Linked DNA regions of Homo sapiens: region 2 is linked to region 1. Evidence: chromatin loops called from intact Hi-C (ENCODE). Cell type or tissue: heart left ventricle. All regions are shown on one strand.

The links. Hi-C counts contacts between places; a loop is a spot of excess contacts. Peaks named below come from ENCODE experiments on the same cell type or tissue, not always from the same donor. Only the 100,000 strongest peaks of a DNase experiment are listed, where the experiment ranks them.
Region 2: it touches region 1 in a loop (8-fold over the local background); 6 of 110 quality-filtered maps call a loop at or near these places.

The regions. Positions count from the first base shown.
Region 1 is chr6:122,125,283-122,133,282 of GRCh38, forward strand. No RefSeq gene overlaps it. Among named protein-coding and RNA genes, the nearest start is that of HSF2, 270 kb to the right of the region's middle. In heart left ventricle, no CTCF peak of the experiment used is centred here; no DNase peak of the experiment used is centred here; H3K4me3 peaks cover 682 bases; H3K27ac peaks cover 5,682 bases.
Region 2 is chr6:122,004,033-122,012,032 of GRCh38, forward strand. It overlaps a transcript of LOC105377979 not described here. Among named protein-coding and RNA genes, the nearest start is that of HSF2, 390 kb to the right of the region's middle. In heart left ventricle, no CTCF peak of the experiment used is centred here; no DNase peak of the experiment used is centred here; H3K27ac peaks cover 4,976 bases.

The sequences.
Region 1 (8,000 bases):
TCAACATTGTAATTACTCTTTAAAAACTACCACTCATTGAGTTTTAGTGTAGTATCAGAGGAGAATATCCACAATTATCTAAAGAAGCTATCAAAATTAATCCTACCTTTTCCAACTATGTATTTCTTGGGTTTTTGTTTTTGTTTGTTTTTGTTTTTTAGAGGCAGGGTCTCAGTCTGTCACCCAGGCTGGAGTGAAGTGGCATAATCATAGCTCACTGTAGCCTCAAACTCCTGAGCTCAAGCAATCTTCTAACCTTAGCTTTCTTACTAGTTGATATTATAGGCAAGCATCTCCATGCCCAGCTAATTTTTTAGAATTTTTTGTAGAGATGAGGTCTCACTATGTTGCCCAGTCAGGTCTCAAACCTCTGGCCTCAAGTGATCCTCCCACTTTGGCATCCCAAAGTACTGGGATTACAGCTATGAGCCACCATGCCCGGCCTCCAACTACATATTGTGTAAGGCTACATTTTCTTAATATACTCCAATCAAAAAAATATATTTCAACAGACTGAATGCAAAAGCAGAAATGAGAATTTACTTGTCTTCTGTAAAGCCAGATAACAAGAGATATACAAAAATGTAAAGCAATGAAACTTCTCAATAATAGTTATTATATTTTTAATATTTATATGAAATAGTTATTTCATATAAAATATATAACTTTGCTATGCATAATAGATTTGTTATTATTTTAAAATAAATATTTACAAAGTTTGTTTTCATTTTTAATAATCATAGATAGTCATAGGTATAATCTACAAAACAAAAAACTCTTTGAGGTTTTCCATATTGTCCAAAGTGAAAATAGATCCTGAGACCAAAATGCCTTCTTGGTGAAAAATATTTGGAACAAGTTACGCCATCACCTTCAGGATCTCCTCAGTCAGTAATGCCCTGTGACATGGGGATTGAAGAACTGTTTCTAAGACAGGGGACATCTGTAGTTATCTGTCTCAGAAAGGGAGAAGAGGAAGGGAAAATGCCCTAAAAATAATGGAGAAAAATAATAAGAAAGAGACTTAAGCTACCAGAAATCTTCACAAGGCAGCAAAATATGTCACATTTCTCCTTTGCTCAAAAGTGCTACATTTTTAAGAGTTCAAACATCTTTTATGTGCCATATTCCTAGTTGATTTCCCAGCAATGAACTATATTTTTAGCTTGTTAAATATCATAGACAAAGGAAAACAAACAATAGAGAAATTTAATAAGGCAAAAAGGTAGTTCTTTATAGAAGACAACAAAATTGATAAGCCCATTGCTAGATTTATCAACAAAAAAGGAAAGAAAACATAAATTACCAAAATCAAGAATGAAAGGAATTCATCAAAGATTCTCCAGACTATAAAGAAATAAATAGTATAAACAACTTTATGCTGACAAAGTTGACAAACCTCATGAAGCCTCCTTGCCAAGACTGATGAGAGATCAAACAGAAATTTTAAATGACTCTCTAAAGTAAATTGAAATTGTTATCGAAAATCTTCCACAAAGAAAAGTCCAAATAGTTTCACTGGTAAAGTCTATAAAACATTTAGGAATAAATATCACTAATCTTATGCAAATTCCTTCAGAAAATAAAGAAGAACACACTTTAGAGTATTTGCTGGTGAATTAGATTTGAGAACTGAGAGAGAAAAAAAGAAATTAATGATGATATATAATTTCGGCCTGTGCAAACTGGATGAATTTGAGGCACCTACTAGGATGGGGGAGGAACAGATGTCTGGGAAGGAGAAAAGATATATTAATAGCAACATTTAGGACATTTAAACTTTGATACGCCAAGTGTGCATGCCAAGTCTGCAATTGGATATATGAGTCCAGAGATCTGAGGAGCAGTGGAGGACGAAGGCTATAAATATGGGATTTACCAGCATATAAAGCCATGACTAGTATTACCTGGAGACTGAATATGGATGGAGAAGAGAAGGTGACACCTCACCAAATAACAAGGAGTGTGTGGAGATGAAAACAGTGGTCTTTGCTGTTAATTGTAACTAAGTGGGCAAGTACCATTGAATTTGGCTATATGAACATCATTGTTGACCTTTACAAGTGCAGATTTAGAAGGGAGTTAAAGAGGAGAGAGAGTCTTCTTGGAGTGGGTTGAGAAGAAAAAGCAGAGACAGAAAACAGAAACAACTTTTTCAATAGGTTTTTTTGTAAAAGAATGGAAAGAAATTTATTAGTAGATTGTAGATATGATGGTCAAGAGAGGGTTTTTTGGTTTTTTTAAAAATGTAATTTTGGTGGTGAAAAATCAATAGAGAGGAATACATTGGTGATGTTGGAGGACTGGGCTGAACTGTGTGAGCTAAGCCCTTGAGAATGGAAGAAGAATAAGCAAAGGAGTTGCAGGAAGGGCAGAGTGTATGGGCACAGACACGGGTTTCTGGTTTGCCGGTGGAAGGAGAGTATTCCTAACAGAGGGCCTCAGTGTTCTTTGTGAGACACACCTCAGTGTTCTTTGCGAGATAGCTGATGAATGGAAGAGAGGAGGAGAGACAGACAGAGGCATCAAATTTTCACGTTGGAGAGGGGAAAAGGGAATCCTTCAGGGAGATGTCAGGATTGTAGGCAGTGTTGAGTAGTCAATTAAGAAATATTGTGAAATTAAAGTGAAACTAGTTAGCTGAGTTGTGTATTTCTTTTCCAGCAATGTTACTTTAACTAGGAGTAGTTGGATAGTTAAACAAGGTCACAGAATTGTCAGAACAAACACATTTGACAGAGTAAGAATCAGGGAGGTTAAGAATTTTTGCACAATGACCTATTTTTCCTCACATCATCAGTGTAGAGCAATTACTAGAGACTTTTTGCTTCAGGTCCACTGCTAAATGATGTACGAAAGGGGTCCATTTTTCTAGAGATTGTAGCCATCTGTCCATGACCTCCACAGTTTTCAGGGAATCCATCATTCAAGGGAATGGTAGTGGCCCAGTGCCCTGAAAATTCTCCTTGGTTTGGGATTCTGCCTTCTTGTATTTTTGGTAGCCATCTGACCATGAACACCATCTCATGTATTTCATCCCTTAGTGCGATATTGAGAACTTATCTCTCACCCTGCACAAGTGAAAACTTGGTTGATACACACTTCTTGAGCCTTGCAGAATTCCTGTCCCTCACTGCAGAGTACAAGAGAGAGTTGACCCTGATCAACTCCTGGTGACAGGAATCAGTGTGACAAAATTTCAGACACAGAAGATTTGATAGGAGCTAGAGCATCGTGACCAAGAAAGTAAATAATGTTGTCCTCATCCAATCTACTTATCCTTTAAGAGGCTTACTGTGGTGTTATTACACTCCTGACCCATAAACCAGCACAAGATGAATTCTGTGCAGGCTGATCTATCTTTAGAGCTCACTGGAGTTCCTGGCTCTTCTCCTAAAGTTCATCATGTGAAATGCTTCAGTCATCATTGACAATGTTATCACCTAACATTCACATGAGCTTTGCCTAACACAGACACTTAAAAATATAGTACTGGGCTCTAAGATCAGTTGCTCAGGATTGAAAATCTATTTCAAAAGACAGGTGTCTGCACATCTAATTAGTTTTCTTCCATTAGATCGTTCAAAGATTGGTAATTATAAGTAACAATATTTATAGTGGCTAATATTTATTCAGCACCATCCTAAACATTTGATTTGGCTAACTCATTTAATCCTCACAACAACCTTAGGTAATGGGCACAATTATTATTCCCAATTTAATAGTGAGAAAATGGAGTCACTGAGTAAGTAACCTATTTAAGGTGAAGAAAAAATATCAGAGCTACAATATGAACACTTGCACTGTGGCTCCAGGAGCTCATAATAACCACACATCATTCCTATAATTTACTAGGCTTAAGTAATAAATGGTTTATTTATTAAATATTGTCATCTTGTTTCTTTAAAGTTTTATTTTAGATTGTTCTATATTTAAAATATTATAGCTCTGATCATTTACCTCGAGGAGCTGTATTTGCATGAAAGAAATCAGATTCGCTAACCTAATACAATTCTTTAAATCCTCTTTCTTATAGTGAGAAAAAAATGTAAGCTTGAATCATATGAACTTGCTTTTGTTTTACACTTTTGAATCACCAAAATGACAATTTTGTATGATTCAACTTACACAGATACAAAGGAAAAGCTACCAACTCATATTCAGTCTAACTCTCTGCTTTATGTCAGTGTCATAAAGGTTTTCACTGTCATTCATGATCTCTTTTCTGGTCTCCCTTGTGTCAGGAATGAACAGCACTCCTTGGGAAAAGAGCGAGTCAAACCTGGGGGCATAGATAGATGGTGACTGAGGAAGAGAATCATTTCTTCTAGAATGGCACTTGGCCCAAGATGTCTGAAGACTCCTGACCTTGGCCTCACTTGCCCTATGAGCTCTTCAGTCCAAGTTCTGAATAATATGAGATGTGACTTGCCTCAGGAAGTAGGAGCAATCCAAGCCTTTATTATCTTACTGTTTTTTCAAAAAACCTCATCTGGAAGCCTAACAGCAAAGTAGTTTGCCTTTCTGATTGAAAAGTTAATTAATGATAATGGTTCCAGGGATACTGTCAGACACCCAGGAATCTTAACACCTACAATGTGTTAAATTCCTCATTTCTCCCACAGGATTTTTCAGTGCTAAAAACAGCATCAATACCAGTATTCTTGGCAAAACCATTGCTAATTGACAATCAGAGGAATTCAACTAATGTGTTTACTGAGTGTGAACAAGAAAGATTGTCACATCCAGAATTTCCAAAATAGCTTTCTTTCTTTAGAATGTGTGTATCTTCCCAAGACAAGCAGCAGTTTTCTCACGTGTTTTTAGCTTGTGTCATTGGCCACAGCTGAGTCAGAACAGAGGTGACTTTTGTGCTATTGCCAGTGCCATTTTCTGTATTTGGTAAGTGTAGCAGTCTGGATGTCCTCACCACATAAAAAGGTTGACAGAATGGCCATTTTTAAATGTGCCCAGCAAGCCTATAGAAGCCATGAGAGGTGGCACCCAAAGGATAAATGGTCGGATCAGGGTACAGGAAGTGGTTATCGTCAACACAAACCATTCTTCCTGTCAGCAAGATATCAATAACATGTCTTTTGCTGGGAGGTGATATGTTTTGTAGGTACAAGTAAGAGAATATAATTTCCATCCACTTCAGAAAGAGATAAGCATGAACACCTAAAAAATCACAGACTAATATGAAGCAGACTCTAGAATAACTAATGAGACTTGGTTTTATAACCTCCTCCTCCCAAATTTCCAACACTGTTGAACGAAACCGATGCCATTAAACAGGAAGATGTATAAACTTATAAGCATATTGGAAGCCATCAACCATGGTTATATTAATATTTTATACTGTAAAAATTGTCTGGAGCTAGAGTGACAAAAACAAAAAAGGAAAGAAGCTACTAAAAGCTGGAAAAGTTGCAAGTGTTTTTTCATAATGCTGAAAATAATATTGCTCTTGGCAGGATCTTGAAGATCATATAATCCAATTGTCTTCTTTTGCCAAATAAGAAAAATGAACCAAGAAGATCTAAGCAACATGTATTTCAAAAGAGTATTTTATTAGCATTCAATAAAACTTTTAAGTTTCTTTAAAACTTTTTAAATTATTTTGCTTCTGTCAAGATTACAGAATGTCTGCACTACTAAATATTGATTGAAAATTGAAGACTCCTAGCTCTATTTAATATATGAAAGCCAGTGAAGTATACTCTATGTACTTTCCTGGCAAATGAAAGACGTACATCTACCATTTATGTCCCACCTTCTTCAGATATCTCAATTAGGAAAGATGTCAACAAAAAGATAGATATTAAGACAGTTTGTTATAGAAAAAATAAGTGATTCTGAGATTAGAAGAGTTGGATTCCCCAAAGTTACAAGCTGTTATATGTAAGGTAAAATTCTTTCTAAGCCCCACTTTGCTCAATTGTAAAAGATACTCAATACTTCCTGGTCTGCCACAAAGTTCGTCAATGCCATATTTAAGCCTTGAGCTGAATTATTCCCAACACACAATTGTGTGCATATTTAAATCATACCTATGTAAGTATATTGAGCAAAAATATTATTTTTGTTCAAAATTATATTTCAAATAGCAAAATTGAATTATACAAATATTGTATAAAAGTAATATAAAAGTAATTCACAGGATTGGTTATGACTTTAAATAAGATGCTGGTACAAAATATTATATAAAATATATGATAAATCTTTGATATATTTTATTCATTTATTAATATATACAAAAATATTTAGTATCTACTCTGTGTAAATCTACTTCTGTGGTGGTTTTTTTTTGAGTAAGAGAACACAGAATTTTAACAATTCCTATTCTGAGAATATATTAGTACAAATGTCTTTGATAAGTTGGGAAAAAAAGGTACTATTATAGTTGAACTGCCAGGCTACTCTTAGAGTGGTTGGCAAATGCTCAGATGAGCCTCATGCAAAATGGAGAGTCCATGCCAGCTGGTACATAAGAAGAAACTGATAAAAACTATATTGTCCCAAATGGACGTATCCTAGACTAAAAGGAAGGAATGAAAGAACGAAAGAAGGAAGTGAGAAGGGAAGGGAAGGAAAGGGAAGGGAAGGGAAATATATTTGCTAATGTTTTTTGGTGACATTTCTCTGTTATTAACTCATTCTTAAATCAATTCCTCTCATCCATCTCCCACCCAATACAATACTGTTCCTCTTTCTGTTGTCTAGATACCACGAGAATTCAAACTACATTTGGAATCCTTCCAGGCTTGTCCTCATCACAGAGTTTTCTCATAAGGGGCACTCAAAAAATACAATTATATTGATAAACTGGTGAATTAGTAAATAAATGAATAGAATGACTTAAAAGTCAGGCTTTAACTATTCCTGTTATTTATATAAATTTGATTATCAAGTAGCTCCCTATCAGAAATAACTTCCCTGGAAAATGGGTGTGTTCTCTCCCTGTGGCTGGCAGACAAGAGTTTATCCACACTTTTAAATCTTCCTTGCACCATGCCCTTTTATACTGCCCCTTCTAGGACAACAGTAGGGTTAACAGTCACGTAATACAACCAGATTTATGTAGGTAAAAAATTCCTTCTAGAGCATCTTTGAGAAATTATTAGTCAGCCTCTTCTTGAACACTTGTTTCGGTAAGACTTACTCTTTAACAAAGCATTATATCCCACTTTTGGTCAACTCTGATTAATAGGACATGACTCCTTATATTGAACCCAAATCTTCTTTTCCTTTTATTGTTAACCTCATGATACTAATATTATATTATCCAGTAGCATACAACAAGCTCCTCCTTCATGATACTCATATTATTTGGAATTTACTATTATTTCTTCTCTTAGTCTTTGCTTCTACATACTAACCATCCCCAATTCTTCCAAACTCATCCAGTTTTCCTCTTAAAATGTGACCAGTAACTGTAAAAACTGGACAGGAAAGATTGAATCCATCAATAATGAGGTCTTAGCAGTCATACAGAAAAGTTATTTGCTAAACTAATTTCATAGCAGAAATGTAAATAATGATAACTTCTTATATTTGCCACTCAAATATTTTTAAAGAAATACTGTCTTTTGTGATCTTAGTAAAACCCTGATGCAGGTATGGCTGACATTATTATTATTTCCAACCATAGTTCATGTTCCTCCCACACATTATAGAAGTTTTTGTTCTCAAGACTTACTGAAAACATCTTTATGTGGAATCTCATCCAGCCTCTAATTCCTCAGCACTTCTTTACCCAAGGAAGTCAATTGCTAATTTCTGACTTCCAAGCTGTATGACTGATGGTTAAGAAGGGTGTGTATGTGCAGGTGTATGTTTCATAAGGAATGTTTGATGATAATGCATTTATATGCCCCTTCAATTACAGGCATAGGTAGCATATCATCAAACTAGATGTTATAACAATAAATGACGCACAATATATTGAAAAAGCCAACAAGCTAGTTGTTATGAGATTGGGCACATTAAATAGTCACATT
Region 2 (8,000 bases), 120 kb before region 1:
GAGCCGAGATCATGCCATTGCATTCCAGCCTGGGCAATAAGAGCAAAACTCTGTCTCAAAAAAAAAAAAAATTAGAAAACTTGGAAAAACATCTTTATGTCTTTTTTTTTCCCCTCAACCCCCAAAACTAACCAAACATCAATTTTAGCAAGTAAATATTGGTATATCTTCCCACTCCTTTCCATGACCCCTAACACTGCTCCAATAATGCCATCATTATTTTTTACCTGGATACTCACCAAAACCTCCTAACTGATCATATTGTCTTCCATCTCACTGACCTCTATGTTCTCCAAACAACCAAAACGCAACTTTCAAAAATGCAGAATGTGTTGCACCTCTGCTTCCATGATTTTCTATTGTTCTTAAACAAAATTAAACCTCTTAACATAACTGTCTTGGAAGGCCATTTGTGCCTCTGCTTTTTTCTCCAGCCTCAACTCTTTCCACCCTTTCCCTTACCTGTTGTGAGTGCTCCCAATTGAGCTACTTTTAGAATCTACAATATACTAGGCTGAAATCTACTATTCCTTCCTGTATAATTTCCTCAGGGAAGTTACCCTGACCTCCATGTTACAACTTTCTACCATACATATAGTCCACAGACTGAAGTCAAATGCTCTTGCATTGCATTTCCACCACATTTGGAAATTCCCCTGACAGAGTACTTACAACACATTACTGTAGTTGCTTCCTTAATCACATCTTTCCCACAAGACCATAGTAATAGTAAAGATTAATTGAGTGATTACTGCATGCCAGATTCTAAGTGTGATACATAAATTCATTCATTACACACAACACCTGATGAGGGATGTCTTCTTTTACAGTTAAGGAAACTAAAGCACAGAGAAGTACAATAATGTATCCGGGTTCATACATCGTGGAAGTAGCAAAATCAGTATTTGAGGCCAGAAAATCTGCTCTTAAGCCCAACAATATTTATGAGAGAACACAACACTATATATATACTTTAAAAACATTTTTTGCTTTAATTATAAATAATTTCACAACTAATAAAACAAACAACAACCACCAAAAAAATAAAGCCTTGAGCTCCTCTTGAAAAATCCATAATCTGTGTGCACTGTGGCCTGTGCCCCCTTATGGCACAATACTCTTTACAAGGGGCATGGAATTTCCAGCTTTCCATGATCTCCACTTTCTGTTGTCACCCTGATAGAACATGTTTCCTCCTTTATCATATTTGTTTACCATTATAAATTTCTTGGGAATAAGGACCTTGCCTATCTTATTGCCCCAGTATTAGGATCCCCAATATTAAGCGAAGTTTCCAGGCAAAATATAGGTATTGGATAAATATTTATCAATTACGTGAAGTAATGAATGCATGAATTGCAGAGATATTAGAGAAAGTAAAGGTGATACATTCAAACAGGGAAAACTACCTAAGTAAAGCAATCTCCTAAAGATATTTTTATAAGGGTGTTATAATTATGTTATCCATTTTTCATGAAATCATAGACTTCTGAAGTTTCTCTGTGTAATTTTCTAATTTTTGTATCTGTGCTGCCGAAGCAAGCACAATTATGTAATTTTCTGTCCTTAAATAGTACTTTCTGGGAGTAAGTAATGACAATTCTTAACTGTACCTCTCGTGCACTCTTGAATTAAGATTTAAGCATCATTTACTGATTTTCATCTTTTATTTGTTACTGTATATGCAACATGCTGTTCAACCAATCATTAACTATATTCTATGTGAGTGTAGTGTGTTAGTATAAAACAATAAACGAACAAAACCCCCAAACCTTCTTAAGTCAATATTATGAAGATGATTAATATCAGTGTTGTGTCAAAGACTTTAAGAACATGTTACGAAGATTGCTGATGATGTGGTTTCTATATCCTAGAGAAACAGCAGGCTCTGGAGTCCCTGGAGAAAGTTGGTCTCTCCCTCCTTTCAGTATAGATTTTCTCTACCCAACAGAAATCAATTAATCTTTTTATGCCCAAGTTTATGCTTCTATAAACTGGAGAAAACCGTTGCTACCTACACTAAGAAGAATGTTCTGACAAATAATGAAGTCATGTCTGAAATGCAATATATAACAACAAAGTATCATGATTTTGAGGGGGTTGGAATTAGCTTGTTTTCCATTTTCTAATTAGTCTGTAATAACTGAAGGACAGTCTAATAATTCTTGACTCCTTTTTCTGGGTTACTCAAGCAGCTCCTAGGAATTCTAAAGTGCACATGTAACACTCTATCTATTGCAAGCTGCTTCATGTATAAACCAATGATATACAAGTAGGGTGCAAGATATTCCGTTAAGAAGAAAATAAGAGGAATTTGCCTCATTTTCAATATTTTCCAAGATAAGCAATGTGACTTTCCCCTTGATTTGGTTATATTCACTTTCTGTAGTAAATGTTCAAAAGTCATTTATTAGGACAGAGGGAAAATGTGCTGTCACTTTCTCTGAACCAATAAAGAAAACTTTGAAGTTTCCAGCAAAAGAAATTTCATTACAGAGCATTGGTGTTTTGGGAAGCATTATAGTGTTGATATAGCAAATGTTAATTAAGTGACCAGTAACTTAAACAGGATCAATCTAACCTCTTCTTGTCACTGATATTTGTGAGGTACGGTTGTTTATAAAGTACTTTTGGGCTTGGAGTAAAGTACGTTTTCCCATATTATTCAGTAATTCACTGCTTCTGTGCAATCTTCAATTATTTTTAGAGTTTGGGATTTGGAGGAAATGCCTTTACAGTTTTAGTTACATTGCAAATTAAATTCTAATTTATACGAAGCTAACTCAGTCTTTCTTCTTTCCAGGAAATGTAACAGAAAGCTGTAAGGGCATTAGCCACCTTGAGTCTTTTTATCAAGGTGTGTTCAGATGGGGAAAGGCACCTAATAGAGGTTTAGTAAAGACTGAAGTTTAGTAAAAACTTTATTATCAAAATCTATTTTATTATAATTATTTTCTTGCACTTTTCTAATTGACTTCTTTTCAAATGGTTATTTACATACTGCTCTTCCTGCATCATATTTCTCATTTTAAAAAGCTTTTGCCAAAAGCCTTTTCCCCCTTCTTTGAATAGGAAAAAGATTTTTTGGTTCTTAATTGAAAAGACATTTGCTTTGGCAACTCTCTTTTCTCTTCGATTAACTGTGAAGCATTCTGAGGTCTGAGAAAGAAGTTTTATCCCTAAGAAGATCAATCCCCAGTTGTTGGTAGTTTAACCCATCTTGGTGGAAAAGACCAGGAGAAGGGGGGAGAAACAAGGGGTCTTAGGTTTACACTGATAAGAAAAGACTGTAAATATTGAATTATATTGTATGACAGTTAAGGCTGACTTCCGACTTGAAGGTGAGGGTGGGTAGAATGGAGAACTTCTACATGAAATGAAAGCCTCTGCCTTCATTTTGAAAGAAAGGGAAGGCTATGCATGTTTACCCTGCATTTGCCTGTAGAATTCAATCATTCCCTGGCATAAGCTCCCCACTAACTTACCAGAAGCCTCCTCACACCCAGACACATATGTTTTCAATTGAAAAGTGCTTACAAAAAGACCACCTGCCAGCAAAGGGAATGTTTTTTGTCTCCCAGTGGGGTTCTTACAGACAGGACTGAATGTAGTTAAGCAGGAACAGAACTAGAAGCCTAAAACCATGATGTTACAGGCTAGCATGCTTATTGAGATTTTCTTTGAAATAGAAAAGGAAAATGTATAAGATACTAAAATGATCATTGTTATTTTGTTTTGTTGGGACTCCATCAGAACTTTGAATCCTTTCTTCCCCGACACTTCCTTTTCATATTTCTTTGTTCAGTCATGTTTTGTGATATGCTTGAATAGTTTTAACTAAATAATAAAGTATTTAAAATAGTTTTAGTTTTTGAGAGGTATGACTTTAAAGCAAATGAAAGGATTTTCCATTGTGAGTGTAGGTGAAAACGAATCCTGTTGTTTACTCTGTACCTATTATACAGTCACCAAAAGCAGAGGGAATCACACAGGTTGCTGAAGAACTAACAGCTGAATCATTTAAGTATTAAAATTAACCTTGAGCATCAAATAGCAAACTTCCACACACACAGAGTGAGGTTGTTTGGATGGAAATTGAGGAAGGGGAGAATGAAAGAGGGGAGAAACTGAATATCCTCGAGTTTAGGAATGGGGTCATTCCTTATTTCTTGTTGCTGCCATTTTCTTTTCACACATACTCAGTCACTCTATGAAGTGTAAACAGATGCTGGGGGACTGAGTTCTGGGATTTGATAACACTTTTTTTTTCTTTTTTGAATGAAAGAAAAGCCGGATGAGGGAAGCCCGGCCGCAGTATTGGGTGAGATAAAAAAGCTGTAAGTAAAAGGTTCACACCTATTTTGTTTCATAAAATTAACCTCACAATCAAATAGCTAGAGGAAATGCTTCCTCCTTTGACATTCTTAGAATCCTCTTCCTCCTCCCCATTGGAGGGCTTTATATTAATCTCACAAGTACAGAGATTGCAAGTAAAACAATTCCATCAGCAGTGATAGCCTTGTGTGGGAAGTCTGAGTGGACCGGCCCTCATGCAAACACTGCAGGCACATTCCACAGGGATGAAAGTGATCTCAGACACCCAGCTCCAGTTGACAAAATCTAGGAGTCAGGTGACAAAGTGGTGACATGGTCAATGATGACAGCCAAGAAGCAGTTCCAAGTTAATATCACATACAGAGACTTGAGCCAGCTTCATTCTGTATCACATTGTTATGTAGCAGAGACAAACAGCAGTGAGGAAAAAAAAAATTAAAAAATTCATTCCACTAGCCTTCATTGTTGTGTAATGAGATAACAATACAAAGGTTTGCTACCCATGGGAGGTCTTTGAGCAATTTACCACCCAGGAACCAAAGTGAACTAGATGAATTCTTCTTAAAACAATAAGCTGAAGGTTCTAACTTGCATGACCTCACCAGGCAAAAGCGAAGTGAAGAAATAGGAATATAATAAGGAAATAGATACATTTCCTATGGTATCTTTCTCATGACATTTTTCTCTTGAGAATTCATGGGCTAGCACTGTTTTACAATAACCTGCTTTAGAAATAGCATGAGAGAAGCATATGCAATCCATGTTTAATGAACTGAGAGTAGTCTTTTGGTTAAATGATGTATTAAATCCCTGCCAAGGCAACCCCTGGTCTATGATCCCCTAGGAAACAAGGATTGAGAGTTTTCCAGAAGTATCCATTGCTTTCTTGTTTCTTATGGAAAAATCTATTTTTTAATGTTTTTTTTGTTGTTGTTGTTCTTTTTCCCAGAAGAACATGTGTAAATCATGAGGTTCATTTTTTCTTGCTCTGCAAAACAAAATCTTTAACTTCTACCAAAGTTAGCATTTATGGTACAGTAGTCCCCCCTTATCCACAATTTTGCTTTTCACAGTTTCAGTTACCGATGGTGAACCACACTCTGAATATATATGTATATATATGTACAAATTATATATATCCAGAAAAAATATATATGGATGTATCTATATATAGAGAGATTTTTTTTTTCTTTTTGAGACAAGGTCTGGCTCTGTCACCTAGGCTGGAGTGCAGTGGTGCTATTTCTACTCACTGCAACCTCTGCCTCCCAGGTTCAAGCCAGCCTCCTACCTTAGCCTCCCGAATAGCTGGAACTACAGGTGTGCACCACCATGCTAGCTAATTTTTGTATTTTTGTAGAGACGGGGTTTCGCCATATTGCCCAGGCTGGTCTCGAACTCCTGAACTCAAGCAATCTGCCCTCTGTGGCCTCCCAAGTGCTAGAATTACAGGGGTGAACCACTGTGCCAGGCCCTGAAAATATTAAATGGGGAAGTCTAGAAATAAACAATTCCTAAATTTTAAAGTGTGCACTATTCTGAGTAGTGTGATGAAACATTGCACCTTCCCAACTGTGACTTGAATTATCCCTTTGTCCAGTATATCCACGCTGGAGACACTACCCGCCCAGTCACTTAATAGCTGTCTGGGTTATCAGATTGACTGTTGTGGTATGTGCTTATGTTCAAGTGACCCTTTTTTTTTTTAATAATGGCCTCAAAGTGTAAGTGTAGTGATGCTGACATATCGTTATAACTATTCTATTATATTGTTGTTAAGCTTTTACTGTGCCTAATTTATAAGTTAAACTTTGTTATAGGTATGTATGTATGTATAAGAAAAATCATAGCAGATATTGGGTTCAGTACTATCCTCAGTTTTAGATATCAACTGGGGTGCTTGAAACATATGCCCCATGGATAAGAGGGCTCACTGTATCTATTTTACTTACAGGCAGTAGCTCAGAACTACACATCTCAGCCAAATTTTCTTCTTATGTTACATGTTTCCAGTTTTAGAATGAAAGCAAAATGTCTCAATGGGAGAGAAAATCTATTACCTTGTTCAGAATACTCATAGAGCATGGCAGAAAAAAAAAATCACTTTTTTTCTCATTTTCATGACGTTAAGACCTTGAATTTGATCTTTCTACCTGTCACCTAGTCTTTTTGTTCCTGCCCTTCCCTCCCAACATCTCTCTCTTGCTCCCTCCTTCCTTGCTTCCTTCCTTCCCTTGACAAAAATTCACAGACAACCATTTACTCTGTACCAGGTAGTTCTGCTAGGTTCCACCGGTGCCAGAAACATCACCTAAGAAGAATAAAAGTTTTCTCTTTTACATTTTACTTCTGAAAATTTGAATTTTATCCTAAAAAGTATAAATCACTTTTCAAAGATATTCCAGAGAATTTTATAAAAAATATTTATTTTAAAACAGAGGTCAGCAAACTTTTTTTTTGTAAAGGGCCAGACAGGAAATATTTTAGGCTTTGTGGGTCGTATGGTCTCTGTTGCAACTGCTCAAGTTTGCCACTGTAGAACTAAAGCAGCCGTGGATGATACCTAAACAAACGGGTGTGACTGTGTTCCAAAAAATTTTATTTACAGAAACAGGTAGTAGGCTAGATTTGGCCCATGAACTGTAGTTTGCTTACCCTGATCTAAAATATTGAAACAAAGCCCACTAGTCCAGACAAGTGCAGTCCAGCTATTAGTGCCAATAGCATCATGCATGAGCCATAGTAAGCATTAAATTACATATCAGAGTACATTGATCTTAAGCAGACTATTAACTATCTCAGGGCTTCAGTCTCTTTATTTACAAATTCATAAAGAAGCCTAATTAGATATTTTGAGTGTTTTTCTAACTATAAACTTTGGTTATGTCTTATATATACAACCAGACTTCACAAGAATAGAAGCTGCTTGCTACAATTTGCTGAGCAATGTATGTAGAGAGCAGGTATCTCTTGTCACTGATAAGACATGAAGGGTGGAAATTGGTCACTCGAGTAAAAATTATAAATTATGTTAAACAAATAATAAAAGGTAAATCACACTTCATAAAAATTTTATGTACATTTCCTCCTGATTCTCATTACAACTATGGTCCTCATTACAACTGCATTAGATAGCAAGAATAGTTACTATTTCCCTTGTCTTTCAGATAAGAAAGTAAGAGATTAGAGAAATTACATGAGTTACCTATTTTTCAACATTTAATGCCTAGCTGGGCAGAATGTGAATGCCAGCCAAGTCTTAATTTAGAGCTCTTCAAACCATGACAGCCTCCTTCCAAATTACATACTTTTGAATTACTTTAAAAATTGCAATATGGGCCAGGCGCAGTGGCTCATGCCTGTAATCTCGGCACTTTGGGAGGCCCAGGCGGGTGGATCACTTGAGGTTAGGAGTTCGAGACCATCCTGGCCAACATAGTGAAACCCAGTCTCTACTAAAAATACAAAACTTAGCTGGGCGTGGTGGTGCGGGCCTGTAATCCCAGCTACTCGGGAGGCTGAGGCAGGAGAATTGCTTGAACCCATGGGGTGGAGGTTGCGGTGAGCCGAGATCACACTCCAGCCTGGGGAATAGAGCGAGACTCCATCTAAAAAAAAAAAAAAATGCAATATTAGTATAAAGTGATAAAACAGCAGTACCAATG